Regions from separate parts of the Homo sapiens genome. Here region 1 is linked to region 2. The links are chromatin loops, found by intact Hi-C in ENCODE. Cell type or tissue: MCF 10A. All regions are shown on one strand.

What was found. A loop is a pair of places that touch in the nucleus more often than their neighbours do. Peaks named below come from ENCODE experiments on the same cell type or tissue, not always from the same donor. Only the 100,000 strongest peaks of a DNase experiment are listed, where the experiment ranks them.
Region 1: a loop joins it to region 2, with 3 times the contacts of the local background. A loop is called at or near these places in 2 of 110 quality-filtered maps.

The regions. Positions count from the first base shown.
Region 1 is chr2:207,235,112-207,243,111 of GRCh38, reverse strand. It overlaps MYOSLID-AS1 (MYOSLID antisense RNA 1), which reads left to right. Exons shown (of 4, transcript NR_110283.1): 2 at 2,774-2,835; 3 at 5,181-5,292. MYOSLID (myocardin-induced smooth muscle lncRNA, inducer of differentiation) reads right to left here and starts at 3,301. Exons shown (of 3, transcript NR_146555.1): 1 at 3,026-3,301; 2 at 2,813-2,911. In MCF 10A, no CTCF peak of the experiment used is centred here; DNase peaks (open chromatin) are centred at 2,841 and 3,661.
Region 2 is chr2:207,307,796-207,315,795 of GRCh38, reverse strand. No RefSeq gene overlaps it. Among named protein-coding and RNA genes, the nearest start is that of MIR1302-4, 42 kb to the right of the region's middle. RefSeq lists an enhancer at 4,691-5,440. In MCF 10A, a CTCF peak has its summit at 4,416; a DNase peak (open chromatin) is centred at 4,145.

The DNA.
Region 1 (8,000 bases), 73 kb after region 2:
AATATCCTAGGTGATGGGATACAGCATGAACAAGACAGACACCATCTTTGCCCTCAGGGAGCTTATGGTTTCCAGAGAATTTAGATATTGATGAACCTGATGGGTCATTATATTTCTGGGCCTGCAGAGAGAGTCATGGAGTTTGGGGAATAACTGAACCAATGGGAACAAGGATTAAGTAGGGGCAGGGGTTGGTATTAACTAATCCCAGCTATCTAGAGTAGAGGCCTGTAGGACAGAGAGTCCAGATAATAACTTTACAATCCACTTTAGGTTCTGTGATTCATTATTGCCCTAAGGAAGGCACAATGCATTTGAATGTTTGCCAGATTCAATGCAACAAAGTCCTTGTCCCCTATATGTGCCAGGAGCATTTAGCACAATGGACCACGGCCGTCTTCTTGCCCATTCTCCTCTCTTGGTCTTGGAGACCTCCACATCTGTCTCTCACGTTACTGGCAGTTTCTTCTTCATCTCCTTTGCTGGCTCATTCTCAACTGCCCGACCCATAAATGTTGGAATGTCCAGGTCTTTGTCCTGGGCTCTTGTCACTCCTAATTGCTGTCCTCCAGTGACCTCATCCAGTCTAAGATTTATGCCAGTGACATCCAACCTGTTCCTCCAGTGCTGACCCCTTCCCAAAACACCAGGCCTGCCCCTTGTCCTAACAGGCACCACAGACTTGAATGTCCAGCCCCTAAACCTGCTCCTCTATGAGTTTCTTGCATTTCAGTTCATTCGGTTACTGGACCAAGATCTAGGGGTTATCCTGATTCCTCTCTCTCCTTTGACTCCCACATCCAATTCATCCCAAGTCCTGTCACTTCTTCCTCCAAAACACATTTGATCTCTTAATCTCCATTGCTGTAAACCTGGCTCAGTCTGCATTATCCTAACTGATTCAGTTCCTCCATGTCTTCCCCTTAATAACCACTCTGTGCCCATCAGCCAGAGGAATCCATTTAAACATTAATCAGATATGTTACTCTCCTATTTTAAAAGTGATAATAGCTTGCTCAGTGCATTTAGCATAAAGTCCAAATTCTTTACGTTGGCTTAAACGCCCTACCTGTTCTCTCCATTCCCTCCCCACATACCCTTTCTCACTGTGCTTTAGGCACAGTCTTCTTTCTGTTTTTTCAGACACCATAGTCCAACCTTGAGGCCTGGGCATTTGCAATTCCCTCTGCTTGGAGTGCTCTTCTCCAATTTTTACATGGCCCACTCTACACTGACATTCAGATCTGTCTAAATGTTTCTTCAGTGTGGCTTCCCTGGACACCAGACCAGTAATGCACGGTTATTCTTTATCATATAATCTTTTAAATGGTCTGTATGTTGCTTACTAATGCTGATATTGTTGTTATTTACATGCTCATTTATTTATTTGTGGTTTGTCTTCATCCTTTAGAATGTAAACTCTAGGAGGGCAGAGATATTGTATCCACAGAGCCTGGAACAATCCTGGTTATATATATGGCAGGAATCCAGTCAATCTGTGAAATAAAGTATCTGAATGCCCAACGGCTAGTATTACACCAACCTGTCATGAGTAAGTGTATCAGTCAGGTATTGCTGTGTAGCAAGTCACCCCAAAACTCAGTAACTGAAAACAACAGGCATTTATTATTGCTCACCAGCCTGTTGACTTGTGCCAGGTTTGAGTGATTTTGGCTTGACTTGCTCGTGCATCTGTGGTCAGCTGGCAGGATGGCTGAGGGCTGCTTGGTCTAGGAAGACTTTACTCATATGTCAGGCAGCTGTTTGACAAACAGTGATGGTGACAGGATGACTGGGCCGTATGTCTCTGTCATCCAGTAGTGTGAGCTTGTTTGCAGGGTAATCATGGGGTCTGAGAGAGAGAGGGAAGAAGTGCCCAAAACCTGTTGAGGCTGAGGCTCAGAACTGGCACATCATCGCTTATACCACATTCTGTTGGTCAAAGTGAGTTCCGAGGCAGGCTTAGATGTAAGGGATGGAGAAATAGACTCCACTTATTGATGGGTGCAAATGCAAAGTCACATTGCAAAGGTGTGGCCTCAGGCAGGGGCAAAGGGCTGAGGGTATTTTTGCAATTAATCAACCATATTAAGGATGGCAATAAAAGTGGTGACTTTTCATTGCCACATTCTCCCTCCCAGACCAAGGCATAAAGGGCATGTACAGGCTCAGAAGTACCTTTTCCTCCACAGGAAAAGGGCTGGCCACAAGATACAGTGTGTTCTTGGTTGCACAGCTGTGGTGACTGGGGAATCGGGGGACCTGGTCCCTGCATGCACCACTGCTGGAGAACTGTGTGGACTCATTTGTGGCCAATGAAAGCCACAGAATCCCCAGTCCTTCCTGATACTCACTCAGTCACAAGGAGCCAGCACATAACTGAACATATGTATGTGTGTGTGCATGGTGGGGCCTAACACAGGTGCTAATACCCCTGTTGAACACCCCCCAGAGAAGGCAGCAAACACCAGGCCTTCTTTTAGCACCAGATGGCTCCCATTTTGCAAGTATCTGGTAGAAAACAAGGATAAATCAAAGTCCCAAAGTTCTCTCCCTTCCTCTCTCCCTCCTCCCAACCTCTCTGTCTCTCTCTTAGAATTGGGGTCTCACTCTATTGTCCAGGCTGGAGTGCAGTGGCACTATCACAGCTCACTGCAAACTCAATCTCCCCCGGGCTCAAGTGATCCTTCCACCTCAGCCTCCCGAGTAGCTGGGACTACGGGTGTGTGCCACTGTACTCAGTTAATTTTTTATCTGTCTCCTCTTTGAATAGAGCTCAAGTGATTCAGAATGAAAAGACCTTGGCACAGACCTGTTAAGGAAGCTCCATATAAGGTGAAGAAAACAACATGCTCAGCCATGTCCTTGCCTTCTGCACACGGTAGTGCATTCACTGCCTGAGAATTCAAGGCTAAAACAAAAAGAGGAGCTTTTGTTCCAACAGATAAGTACTTACCTTTTTCAAAAAATGCATAAGCTGTCCTGGGTGTTTAGCAGTTATTCGCACAGCTTTCCAAAGACTCACAGCATTTAAAAGCTAACTCTACAGAGATTCAACAGCTTCTTCCAGATCCCACCACAGTGGAAAAGAACTCCGGTGTCCTGGCTCCCTGTCCAGCTCTTCTCTCTCCCCTTCCAGCTGCCAGTTCAGCTTTAAGAAGTTCATTCTCCACATTCAGATGCAGGCAAATGCGTTTGACTTGAGCATATTGATTTCAGGCAGGTGAGAGTGGATGTAGCGATTCAGCTTGACAAATATTTAGATCAGTTAAGTGTCCTTTATAAAGAAGCACTTGAACTCAGTGTTTCCTTTACCCGACCATTTCACTCCACAAGCTACCTCCCCAGCATAAAATATTCAAATTATTTCTAAATTTCATCTACTGAAAAAATACTTCTAGGCCCTATAGCTACATGATATCTCCACTGGGAGCCCTGTCCTTTCCATGCCCTGGGAAAACCCGATCTAAAGCAGATTTAAATGACTCAGCAGTAGGACTCAGGTCTCTGTCTCTGCCTGCTTACTTGGGGAGTGCTCCAGCCTTAGGGGCTCTCTTGCACTCCAACATAGGAAAGAAATTATCGATGGCTCCATTCCCCAGCATTTGAGACTTTTCTTCCCACAGACACATTCCTGAGGACACCAGTCATGGGTAAAGAACTCCACTGGGGTCAGCGTTGGATCCCACTAGGCAGTTTAGGACTTGTAAGTAGAGTAGTGTGGACTTGGTGTTCCCAGAGCCTCTCACTCATGATTCATGGCTCTCCACCCCAAGCATCGGAACTTGCCCAACTTCACCACAGAAGGAAACAGACTGTAAGCTTGGAGGGCCAGGGAGGAAACCGGAGGCATGTGTGGGAGGATTAGAAACATGAAAAGATATTTACAGTAAGGTTCGCTTGTCATCCTCTTGAACTGGGGGTGCATAGAGTACAATAAGACCCCATGTGAGTATGTTAGATGATAAGGCTCAGGTTGGATGGGTGTGTAGAGTAAAGGCTTTGCATCACCTTTGCCAGGGTGAGGGAAGGCTATGGATAGCACAGGGGACCTTGATGATCGGGTGAGGGAGCCCATGTGGACATAGTGGTCACCAGCTACTTCCTAGTTCTCTACATGGGAGAAAGAGCCCTTCTCTGTAATCATGGAAGCTCAAGTTCTTGGTGGTTCAGAGGTTAGAGACCTCTGATTACTAGGACAGAGCAGAATAGCAGGGCTGGTCCTGGTAGATCAGACATCTCATGACATCCTTTAAAAGGGACTAGAATATTCAGAACTCCGGTGTAACTAAATGATCCTCAAGCTTTACCAGCAGGTGAGCAAGGTCCCATTGTATTTGGTACTCACATCCCCACCAATTCTGTAAAAGTTTGCCAACTTTCCCCTCCATCCCCTGCACCCTTTCACCAAAAGATATGCCTAAGAGTTCCCAAGAGACGTCTAACATAGGCCTGCATGTCAGCCCAGTCTTCTGGGCTGAGCTGCTGCACTGTTGCTGGCCTTGATGGCTGAACCTGATCTCTGTTGTGGCACCCACCACTCTTTCTCAAGCCTTGACACCTTGGCAGGCTTTGGCAAAAAGAGGAGAGCTGTTCTTCCTCGGCATTATGTTCACTTAGCAGGGTCCCACAGCAGGATTGCTTGGACCCCAGAGTATTGTAGGGCTTAATAAGACCAGCCCTTTCATCTCACACGCTCTATCCTTTCTCTCACTGGTGCACCCACGTCAGGTGTCTTGAGTGGGGAGTGCTCGAATATCTGCCACCAGCTTGAGTCAGAACCTCGACTTCCCTCAGCTTTTCAGGGTCTGTTACTGAGTCTGGTCCACACTCCAGGGTCTTTTCCTCACGGTCTGGGTCTGGTCTTTTTCAGGTGCCTACCTTTCCTCCCTGCAAACTGCCTTGAGTTGCCTCCCCTTCTCCCTTCCTTCCTGGTCTGTCAGAGACATCTTGTCTGGGTGCATATTTGAACCCCATCAGTAGACAGAAAACATGTATTTCCTTGAAGGCCCCTCAGACCCCAGGTACAAACATTGAAGTAAATAACAGCAGGGATGGGGGTTCTGCCTCGCTTCACCTGCCAGCCACGTGCAGACCTTGTTTCAGTCCAACTGAGACTTTAGCAAGTGCTTCATTCTGGTTTGTGAATGGCTTCCCAGTGTCTGTCACTGTGTTCACAGGGCCACCGGGGTTGGCTGAGTCAGAATACCAGCCATGTGGCATGTCGCATGGGGCAAGAGCTGTGCTGCCCATGGGAGTCCAGAGAAGGAGCACACTAAGGACCAACACCAGGTAGGCCTTGCCCAAACAGGACTCTAAAGAAGTTGGCCAAAAGAGGGTTGCAGATCTAGTAGTTTAGAAGTGGTGCCAAGATAAGGTCAGATTCCTTATCTTGAGCCACCTTGAGGGTGGCTGTCCTGACCACCTGCAATTGTTCACTACTCACCTGTATAGGCCAGATTGTGTCTGCCAGGCGGATGGACCAGGCTGGTTTGAAGGACCAGGGCAGATTACATGCCCCAGACAGGTGTTATACAGTGGTTAAAGCTCCTCCTTGTGTTTAAAGGATTATTTACAAAATGTAAAAAGACCCAAAGACTTTCATTCCTTTGTAATGTTGGGATTAAAATCTCAACTAACAGTAGTCTAACTGGATTGGAAATGGGGGATTTCCTATGGAAATTTCATTCTTTTGAATTCCAGCTGCATACACAGTAGATTTTTTCCCCCTATAAATGAAAGTGTATGGCAATCTGGGTATTCTCTTATTCAAGTAAAGATAGTAGTAAACTAAATATTTTTTAGTGAGAGGATTGCTTTATATTCTGCTTTTTCTGCTGTTGTTCACTAGGGCTTCTAATACAAATGTAGTATCACCCTCAATCAGCTCTTCTTATAATACCTGTTGTGTATGATGATGTGGATGCTTAGGGGAACAGGATAGGGGATCTCTTGTATTTCAGGGGATGCAGGCATGAGTGGATGGCCCAAGGTCAAATAATGAACTGAAGTTCATTATCTCTGTTTCCAGCTCTGCAGATGAGCAATATCATCACAACTAACCAATTGATCAATTATTCATTCAGTCATTTAATGAGAAGCTACTGTGTACCCATCCTTTCCTTGGCCTTCTGGACAGTTAGACATGGTGCCTGTCTTCAGATTGCTCACACACCAGTTGGAGACACAAAAGTTACATGCAGTAAGCAACAATCCCTAAATGCTCAACAGCTCACCAAGCCTGAATAGAGAGGAAGAGACCTTGGTGTGGCCTGGAAGGAAAGAGCAGCTTTGGGAAGGAGTGGCATAAAAGAGAGAACTTAATTCAGCAGTTTTTCTTCCTCTATGCCCAGATGGTATTACATGTGTTACTGGCCAGTGTTGGGTAACAGTGGCACTGATGTGGTCACTAAGGGGCCCTTGGTACCAGGGCTGGGACAAGGGTGGGGAAAGCAAGACATCTAGGCCCTTCAAGAATGAGCACCTCCCTAAATGATGTGCGTAGGTTGTCCCTCCCTGGCCTCTACCTAGTCCCAGTATGCTTTCTCTGCCTCTCTCTATTTCATTCTCTAGCTCCACCTTCTTTTTATTAGTGTTATTTTTTCTCCCTCCTGGTTGTTTTTCTCCATTCTTTCTCTTCTTTTTTTTTTTTCTTTTCCTTTTTACTAGTCTACTTCTAATACTCTTCCAGTGCCCCTCCGTAATCCATTCCAGAAGTTGCTGTATTCTTATGTAGACTGGTGCTAGAGGTCATGGGGTGGATGTAAACAATGTCTGCAACCTGCCTTAGCATTGTTATTTTTAATCCTGTGATAACAATAGTACTGACACATATTACAAGTCATGTCTTTGGATCTAGTTTCTGAGAAAGCCCAAGTTCTTTTTATGAAAGAACACCCATGTAAAGGAATGAGATGATCTAAGTTACATGAAGAAATTAACTGCAACAAAATGATATTAATACATTTGATATTCTTGGTCAACTAATGCTTCTAAACATCTTCCCTTCAGAGCATAAGCTCCTTTCTCATCTTATTCTCCACAGACTCCTCTCCATTGGATCTCTAGCACCTAGAATAGAGCTGGGTACACATGATGAGGTGCTTAATACGTATTTGTCAAATTGAATGTCAAGTTTTAGGAGTTTAAAGAGTGTTTTCAAATGGGGAGAAGCCGAGACACAAATAGTCTCAGGAATGAGATGAAATTATTTAACCAATTGGAGATGAAATTCGAAATGGAAACTATGACATGACTCAACATCCTCAAGCCCTGAAGTAATAATTAGCACATAAAGTTGGTCTGTTATGGACTTTGTGTTGTGCTCCCTGCAAAATTGGTATGTTGAAATCCTAACCCCCAATGTGATGGCATTGGGAGGTGGAGCCTTTGGGAGGTCATTAGGTCGCAAGGTTGGGGACTCATGAATGGGATTAGTGCCCTCATATGAAGGATCAGGAGAGAGCTTGCTTTTTCCTTTTTCTGTTCTCTACTTTGTGAGGATACAGAGAGAAGACAGCTGTCTGCAAACCAGAAAGAGAGTCCTCACTGCACTTCATATCTGCCAATGGATCCTTGCTCTTGAACCTCCCAACCTGCAGAATCATGAGAAACAAACATTGTGTAAGCCACCCACTCTACAGTAATTTGTTCTAGCAGACCGAGCTGACTGAGGTATGGTCTCATCACGTAACCACTTTTAACCTTAGTCTTTCTATCTGTAAAGTAAGTGGGTTAGAGAAATCATTCTAGAAGATGTTTCTGCTTTAAAACAAATTCTTCTATTTCCTTTCCAATGTGAAGTTTGGGTGGTCCCATTGTAAATGACTCCATTTGATTTTGGTTTTGAATTTATTGTCTTTCTTCCCACTTTCATCTCAGGTACTTAGTGCCGGTATGTGCTTTTGATCACAGCCTCAGAAAATAGAACAGTGTGTGGCATTGGGAGGTGGGGCCTTTGCTTAGGAGCTTTGAAAACAGAAGTAATTTTCTTGTCTGCA
Region 2 (8,000 bases):
CAGTGTTTCTAGTCACTTTTAATCTAGAATAGACCCCACCCTCTCTCTCTTTTTTTTTTTCTCACAACATTGTGTTTTTTGAGAGACTAGGCCAGCTATTTTGTAGAACATCCCACATTCTAGATGTTTCTTGTTTTATTGGGTCATAGCATTTTTCTTTATCCCTTAGGCTTGGTCCAATTTGGGTTGAACATCCTTCAAAAGTGATGCTGTACACTCATATTGCATCACATTAGGAGGTATATAATGTTAGAATGCTCTACTATTAATGATGCTGATTTTTAATTTGTTTAATTTCAGTATTTCCATAAAAAAAGTTAGTATTTTGGATAGTAGAGAGCTATTTTGTACTAAAATTAAGGTGATTTGCAGTGTGCAAAATAGTTACAGGCAACAGTTTGCAGGAATAGTCTAAAATGATGACTCATTATTCATTATTCTACCATTGAGGGGAGAGACACAGCTGAATGTTAAAGGGACTTAAGAAATAGTTAAGGTCAGATTACCTCTCCCCAGGAGGATAAGATGATTCCCATGTGGCCCAGATCCTGGTAGGTACTTTGAGAACACAGGTTTCAGGCCTGGGTGACGGTGTGTAAAAGGCTTAAGATGGTGTCGGTGAAGTTCAGCCACCAGCCCCCACTGCTTCTTCCCTAAATTTTAGGAAACCCTCCAGGCTATTAGGCAAATAGTTATACAGCTCAAGTGGAAATTCTAGCCCTACTGCTTGTGCTGCTTTTATTTCAAGTGCAACGACTACACATTTATCTATTTGATTTAAAAAATTGGTCCCTGCTTTAAAAAGCCTCTGGGCACAGGAACAGTAAAATTATTCAATAAAATACTTAAATCAATTGATACCACCATGTTTAAAAACACAGTCTATCACCAAGGGACAGAAAATGCCATGCCTAGTGTGAGATTCTTTTTGGCTACACAAATTTTAAAAGGCAGGTTTTACACTGGATTTTAAACATATGTAAGCCTGGGTCTGGTTGAACTAGTGAAGACAGATGGCATGATTGAAGAGACACCCTTCTCCTGATTTGGGTGGGCAGGTGGGTGGCTAGCAGCACTGTTGAAATTATCATCCAGGCTAACCTGCATCCCTTGTTCACTGTGCGCTAGGCACTCTTACTAGGCTAAAAGACTTATAATACCGACGTCATTTAATTATCACAACAAACCTGTGAGGTAGGTATGACTGTTATCCCCATTTTACAGGAGAAAAAAACCAAGGCACAAACAGAGGCACAAAAAGGTCAAGCCAACTGTCTAATGTCACACTAGCTGGTTTATGATAAACCTGGGATTTGAACCCACGCACTTTGGTTCTAGAGCCTGTGCTTTTGCTTTTAATTTTTGCATTTCCATTCTAAACTGACTACAGTCATTCATTTGGTAACATATTTAATGAATTATATACATGATATGTTTATGTTTGTGTATGTATCTTACTATGTGCCTGGCATTTTATTCAGCTGAGCTCTGGAATGCAATCAAAGTCCAGAACACATGTGGCTCCTCAGTTCAGGCTGAACCCAATTCCAGTTGACCCCAATTCAGGTTGACCCCTAATTGTATGGGTCTTGGATTTGTAGATAAACCTGATGAAGGGGCCACATGTCAACAAGTTATGTAATTGCTGACAGAGGCATTTCAGGCTGGGAAATCTTTTCATTCTTTCCATTACATGGGTTCTGTGCTATTAACATTTAATGACATGTTGGAGGTGCGTTAAAATTTATCACTGTGTAGACGATACAAGAATGGCCCCAAGGAAGCTGATGTTATAAAAGCAGACTGATGGAGGGAGAATCAAAAGATAAGGAGGTAACTTGAAAAGTATCTTCCATATGGATTGCTCATATTAGCTGCATTCTCTCAAGGATAGAAACTAAATACAGCAAGCAAAAAACCCCACTTTAACAGAATCCATTTAGAGATCCTATTTTGGATATAAGGATTTTTTATGAGGAGATGAAGTGGCTTGTTTCAGAGAGGTACTGTTTCAACAGTAACAGTGGAAACAAGGAAGGCTTCATTTGTGCAGTCTAGTTGAAAGCTCATCAAACTTATACAAGTGCAGAGACTATGAGATGGAAAGACAGTTGCATTTCAAAGAAGACCAATAAAACAACATCACTTTTCATTGTTTGCAGCTTTATAGTTTCTAAACCACTTTCTCATGCTGTATCAAATCTATCTCGCATGCATCCTCTCTTCCTCGTGGGATTCTCTCATCTGCCTGAGAGTCTCTCATCCTTCCCTGTCCCCTGCTTGCGCTGAAGTTGCTTGTTCTGAAGTAGCTGTCACTTTTGAAGCCAAAGGGTTTTGGGTGGGGCTGCAGGGTTTCACCACTCATGGTCAATCTGGAGACTCTGTCTCTTCCAGACACTCCCAGGCTTGGGTGAAATGTCATACTAAAGGACAGAGGAGTTGATTTCAGGGGAGACTGGGGAGACATGGGTAAAGATAAGGCAATATGGAAGCGTGGGGCGGTAAAATCTCCAATGGGTGAATATTGACCAATGTTCTGTTCTCTCTTGATACATTGCTTCAGGGTAGAGTTTCTCCATGTAAGATGTCCTGTGTGGTCCAATGGATGCTCTTGTCAAGTGACCAATGTGTCCCTTTGTGGCTTCACACGAAGCAGTAGTCAATGTAGGAGCCCACCCGTGTTTTATTTCTTCTCATTCTTTCTGTTTTTTTTTCTTTCCCTTTTCCCTCATTCCCAATGCCTAGGGATTGTACCTCCTACTTAAAGCACCAGCACTTGATCCCTGCCTCAGGCTCTGTTTTCTAGGAAATTGAGTCTATACATATTTTATTTCAAACTCTTGCCAACATTTTGACTCAGGCAGGTATTTTTGTTGTTGTTGTTATTGATCATATTTTAGAGATGAAAAAGCTAAGGCCCAGAGAGTTTAAGCGACTAGCCCAAGACTACATTCATTCATTCATTACTTCATTTATTTAGCAGACATTTTTCAAACACTGTCTGTGTGCCAGGCACTGTTCTATGTGCTGGTGGTGACTAAGAGAGACAAGGTTATGCCTTCATGAAACTTAAATATGAATTGGTGGAGACAGATGGTACATAAGTAAATACATCAATCAACAAATTAGGGCAGTGGTAAATTATATTATTCTATTCTATACAACAGGGTTTTGTGTTAGAAAGTGGAGGGAAGGCAAGGAGAGCTAATTTATAATGTGATCAGGACAAGCATTTCTGAAGAGGTGACACATGAGCTGACGCCAGGGCTAGGTTAGAACTTCTAGAGGCTCTAAAAACTCATAGTTCCCCATCCCTGCTTGTGTATTGTAATTCGAATAGAAACAGTACCATGTTGTGTAATGAAGTCCAACATAGAAGGTGCCTGGTAAATATCTGCTAAATGAATGAATTAATGAACAAATGACAGATTCTTATTTTCCCCATGATGACTACTTGGATTTTAAAAATATATATCAAATTTCAAATTCTCCTCCCAACCCCCCAAAAAAACCTTTTTCTGGGAGAGTGTTCCCTATTGAGTAATGCAGTATTTGTTAAGGGTGAAATGATTAGCAGACTACAGACACTTTTAGGACATTGTAGGCAGAGGGAACAGCATGTACAAAGACAATGAAGTATGAACCAGCCTGAGTGACTTAAAGGAACAGAAAGATAGGCTGATGTGTCTGGGGAGTAGCAAGTGAGAGGGAGAGAGGTGTGAGATGGGGTAAGAGAGATGGCAAAAGCCAGATGATACAATCTTGAATTCCATGATGAGGGGTTAGGATTTTATTTTAAGGGCAATAGGGAGCCATAGGAAGATTTTTAGCAGGTGAGCGACATGATGAAAGTGATTGCTAAGTGGTAATTCTAAGTCTAGAACTCAAACCTCTGACTCCTGGACCTAAGTATTTCTATACTAAGCAGGTGTCAGAATTGGAACCAGGGGCTAAAGTCTGAGGCTCCCACTCCTGTGATAGAGTGAAGCCTAGCTTCATAGTCGTGTCTTGTAATATGAGGCCTTCAGATGACGCAACAATATGTCTCCAACTGTACCCTGTTTCCTGGCAATAGATAGTATGAGACAGACTCATGAAAGCACATCTGCTCAATTGGGCCTGTGTTGTTCCATCTATAGACTGGGACTGATGTAACCTCTCACCCATATAGGGAGGTGGTGGAGTGGTGACTCACAGGTCATCAGGACAGGAAGCATGTGATGTTGGGACTGCTGAGAATCACCAGTGGTTCTCATCAGTCTGAATACTCCAGTCGTCAGAACAGCAACATCTATCCTGTCATTAAAGAAGTGAACATTATGGAGAAAGTGCTTCATCCAGTGTAAGAGGGCTATGTGGTTATGTGCAGTAACAAGGGAAAGGCCAGCAGGAGTCTCATGGTTTTAAACATCATCCAGAAAAATGGCAGGGAAAGACTGGTAACCACCATCTGATGAGTAAAGTTTTATTCTGTTACTGTTTGTTGCTTTTGCCTGAAAAGGATGGAGGATTTTCTTAAATGGGACACCTTTGCGAAGAATTCTGAGATTCTCAATAAATGGGCACGTCAGTGCATATGTCGGGGGTCACTATTCTGAGGAGGATTCAGGACTTATCCATAGGCTTGAAGCTTTTCTCTCCCTTTCCCTCCCAACTTCCATTTTCTTAAAAGAGAACTCCAGTCTGGAGACACAAGCTCCTGTTTTCTCAGCGATGCCTCTCTCCAGGGAGGAGAGTGGGACCAGGCAGTTCTTGAGGCCTTTGGTAATTCATGCACCTTGTGCTTTTGCACCGTAAGTGCACGAATTCCCAACACTGACACAGCCATCCCCTTAACTCCCTAGCCTGTACCCCAGAGCAGCTGTGCTTTCTTCTGGCTCTGCAGATATCAATTCCTAAATAGGATGCCTTGAGGACATCAGAGAGACTGCCCCCTCCAGCTGATCACTTATGTGACATTTTGATGTTATTAATGTGTGTTCATCTGCTCCCTTCCTTCTCCCAAAAGGAGACAGGGAGAGAAACATTATTGAATAGAAATGCGGGGACCCACGGAGTGAGCATGCAGGAGGGGGAAGGGAGAGAGGAAATTTAAACTGGAGAGAGGTTGATGGAGCTGAGGGACGTGGAGAGGACTCCAAGGGGAGTGGGTAAACGACAGTTTGTGCATCACAAATCACACCTTCTCTCGAGTCCAACTGTTTCACCATCCTGCCCCCACCAGCCCGGCGCCTCTTAGCAATTCCCCGGCTGTCAGCTCTCTACCTGCTTGGCTCTGGCTGCTCTGCTCAGAGCTGCTCCCCTGGGCCTCCCTGGCTTGTCAGTGGGCTGCGTCAGCATCACGCCACACTGTCTCCCGTTGGCCCGGTGATCAACGCCTGACGGGCCGGCCCTCTCTCCCCTCTCAGCTGGGGCCAATGGGAGTCAGGGGAAGGTTTTGGTTACAAACGAAAATAAAATAAATAAGTCATACTCCTGCACTCAGGAGTCTGGGAAGAACGTCTTCATGGCCTCATAAATAATCTTTCCTTTTAAATCTGTCCTTCTTCTTCTAGATGTGCCTCCCACCCGCCCTCCACCCCGGCCCCCTTGGGCTGCCCCTTACAGTGCAGGGAATACAAAATGAGAGGCTTAGATTTAGACTTGGTGTTGGTAATAGCACCTCCCACAAAGGCATTTGTACCGTGTGTGTGTGTGTGTGTGTGTGTGTGTGTGTGTGTGTGTGTGTGCGCGCGCGCGCGCACGCAGGAGCACATGCACAGAAGCCAGCAAGATAGAATTCATGACAGTGTTATACTGATCCCACCCTGACTCATGGTCTTCTGACTTTTGCAACAAGTCACCCAGCCCCCTCCCAGGTTACCCCTCGACCCTGTCTTCCTACCCCAAAGCTCTCAGTTTATTTATTTCTTCCCATTACAGGGAAGCTTAAATGTGGGGATTAAATGGACTACCCTATTTTAAGATGCCTAGAAGTTTTTCTTAAAATCCATATCTATATCTCTCTTTATTGGACATTTAATTAAAGTTCATTCACTTTGAATCTTCTGCTTAAGACATTGTCCTCTTTTTCAAAACATATACCTTAAGGTAGGGGGTGTTATTAATCTCGTACCTTGAATGTGAATAAAAGTGCTTGAAAATTGGACCTCAGAGGGTCAGGAGAGATGGCCAGAACTCCTGAAGACCCCGTGGTTGTGGGGAGGAGGGGTGCATGCTAGAGAAAGTCTAGGGGGCTTTGCTGGATTGCCTAGGGTTGCCCAGGAGCTTTCCTAAGCATGATTCATCTTGGTCATCAGGCGGGTGTCCTCTGAGCAGATGCCGTGGTGGCATGAGGAGACAACCATGGGCACAGGGGCCAAAGAGTTAGAGGGGAGCTGGGGAGGAGAAGCATTGAGAAATTAATGCTCAGTGCACGAGAGGCCCCCAAAGTGGTCAGTTTTTTCTTGAAAAGTCTTCATTTTAGACCAGGGTGGGCAACCTTCCTTGGCCACTCCTCCCACACTCCCTTCCTTGCCTCACTCCAATGCACACTGCATGAAGAGAGTGGGAGTTTGCCCTCTATTGACTGCGTCCAGAGAGGGTCATCTGACCAGTCTTCTGGTCTGTTAAGGGGTCCAGGTGCCTGGTGTGCTACGTGAGGTTAAGAAGAAAGAAGAGAATGTGAAAAGATTAGATTTTTGGAAATGTTGCCCAACTTCTGCCAGATGGGAACATTGAAGGCACTACATGGCCATGGGCTTTCCTCTGAGAAATGCCAAGATGGAGCCATGTTGGTTCAGAAGGACAGACAGGCAAGATATCTGCTGCCATTTAATCATTATCTAGGAAGATTTCACAGTGTTCAGAGCCACACACATTTTTATCTCTTTGATCTCTTTCTAACTGCTTCCTCTGCATGGTTGCCATGCTGAGGCAGTGGTGAAGTTTTTATAGACTGTACTTTTGGTGGGTGGAGTAGCTTCCAGATTGGGTTGTGGTACAAGATGCAGAAGACTTCATCGCAGAGCCTCTGCATAGAGGTGGATTTGCCATGAGGCTAGTGCATTTTAAGCTTCAGGGCCTTTCACTTCCATGGGCTCTGTCCATGGCTCTGAAGCTGGCCAAAGAATAATCACACTTGAGGATACATTTTGCCCTTGGGAGGAAAGACTCCAGGAAGAGATCTAGGTAGGCTCTGTTTCACCAATAAATTCCAGGGTCCTGTGTACTTGGAGTGAGATCAAGAAGTAGGGGGCATGGGTTTTGAGCAGACATGTCTCCTAGCCCTGCAGATTTCTTGCCCTGTGCAGAGAGACACCAAGGGCAGAGGAGCAGAATGTATTCCTGTGAAGTACAGGTTCCCTCTTGCCTGGATGGTTCTGATGGTATCCCGATACGATGTCTGAGATTAGGAGTATGTGGGTATACAGGGAATAACAATATTTCAAATAGAGCCAGAAGTTAGCTTTTGGAAAATTATTCCACATCTTACACTTCATATGTATAAAAGAAATTTGATAAGTTCCCCAAGATTTGACAACTATCCTAATAGTTTACATGAGAATGACTTCTGGAACTAAAAAAAATAAAAAATTTTTTCTAAACCGTCAATAATAGAAGGTGAATTTTGGTCAATGATGCTAGAGGAAAGACTGAATTGCTTTTGAGTTTTTCCTATAGGAAAGAATTTACAAAATCCTTGTCATGTGAAGAAGTTACTAAAGAGCATGCAGCAAAGATTGTAGAGGAACAAGTATTATAGGCATGTGAGGATGTTAATTAATAAAAACATTACTTTTTTGGTATTTGTGATGTATTTGATATTTTCCCACCTTATTATTTTATATTTAGAGACAGTGTCTTGCTCTTTTGCACAGGTTGGAGTGCAGTGGTGCCATCATAGCTCACTGCAGCCTCAAACTCCTGGGCTCAAGTGATCTTCCTGCCTCAGCCTCCTGAGTAGCTGGGACTACAGGTGCAAGCCACCATGCCCAACTCATGTCCATTTAAAAAATTAA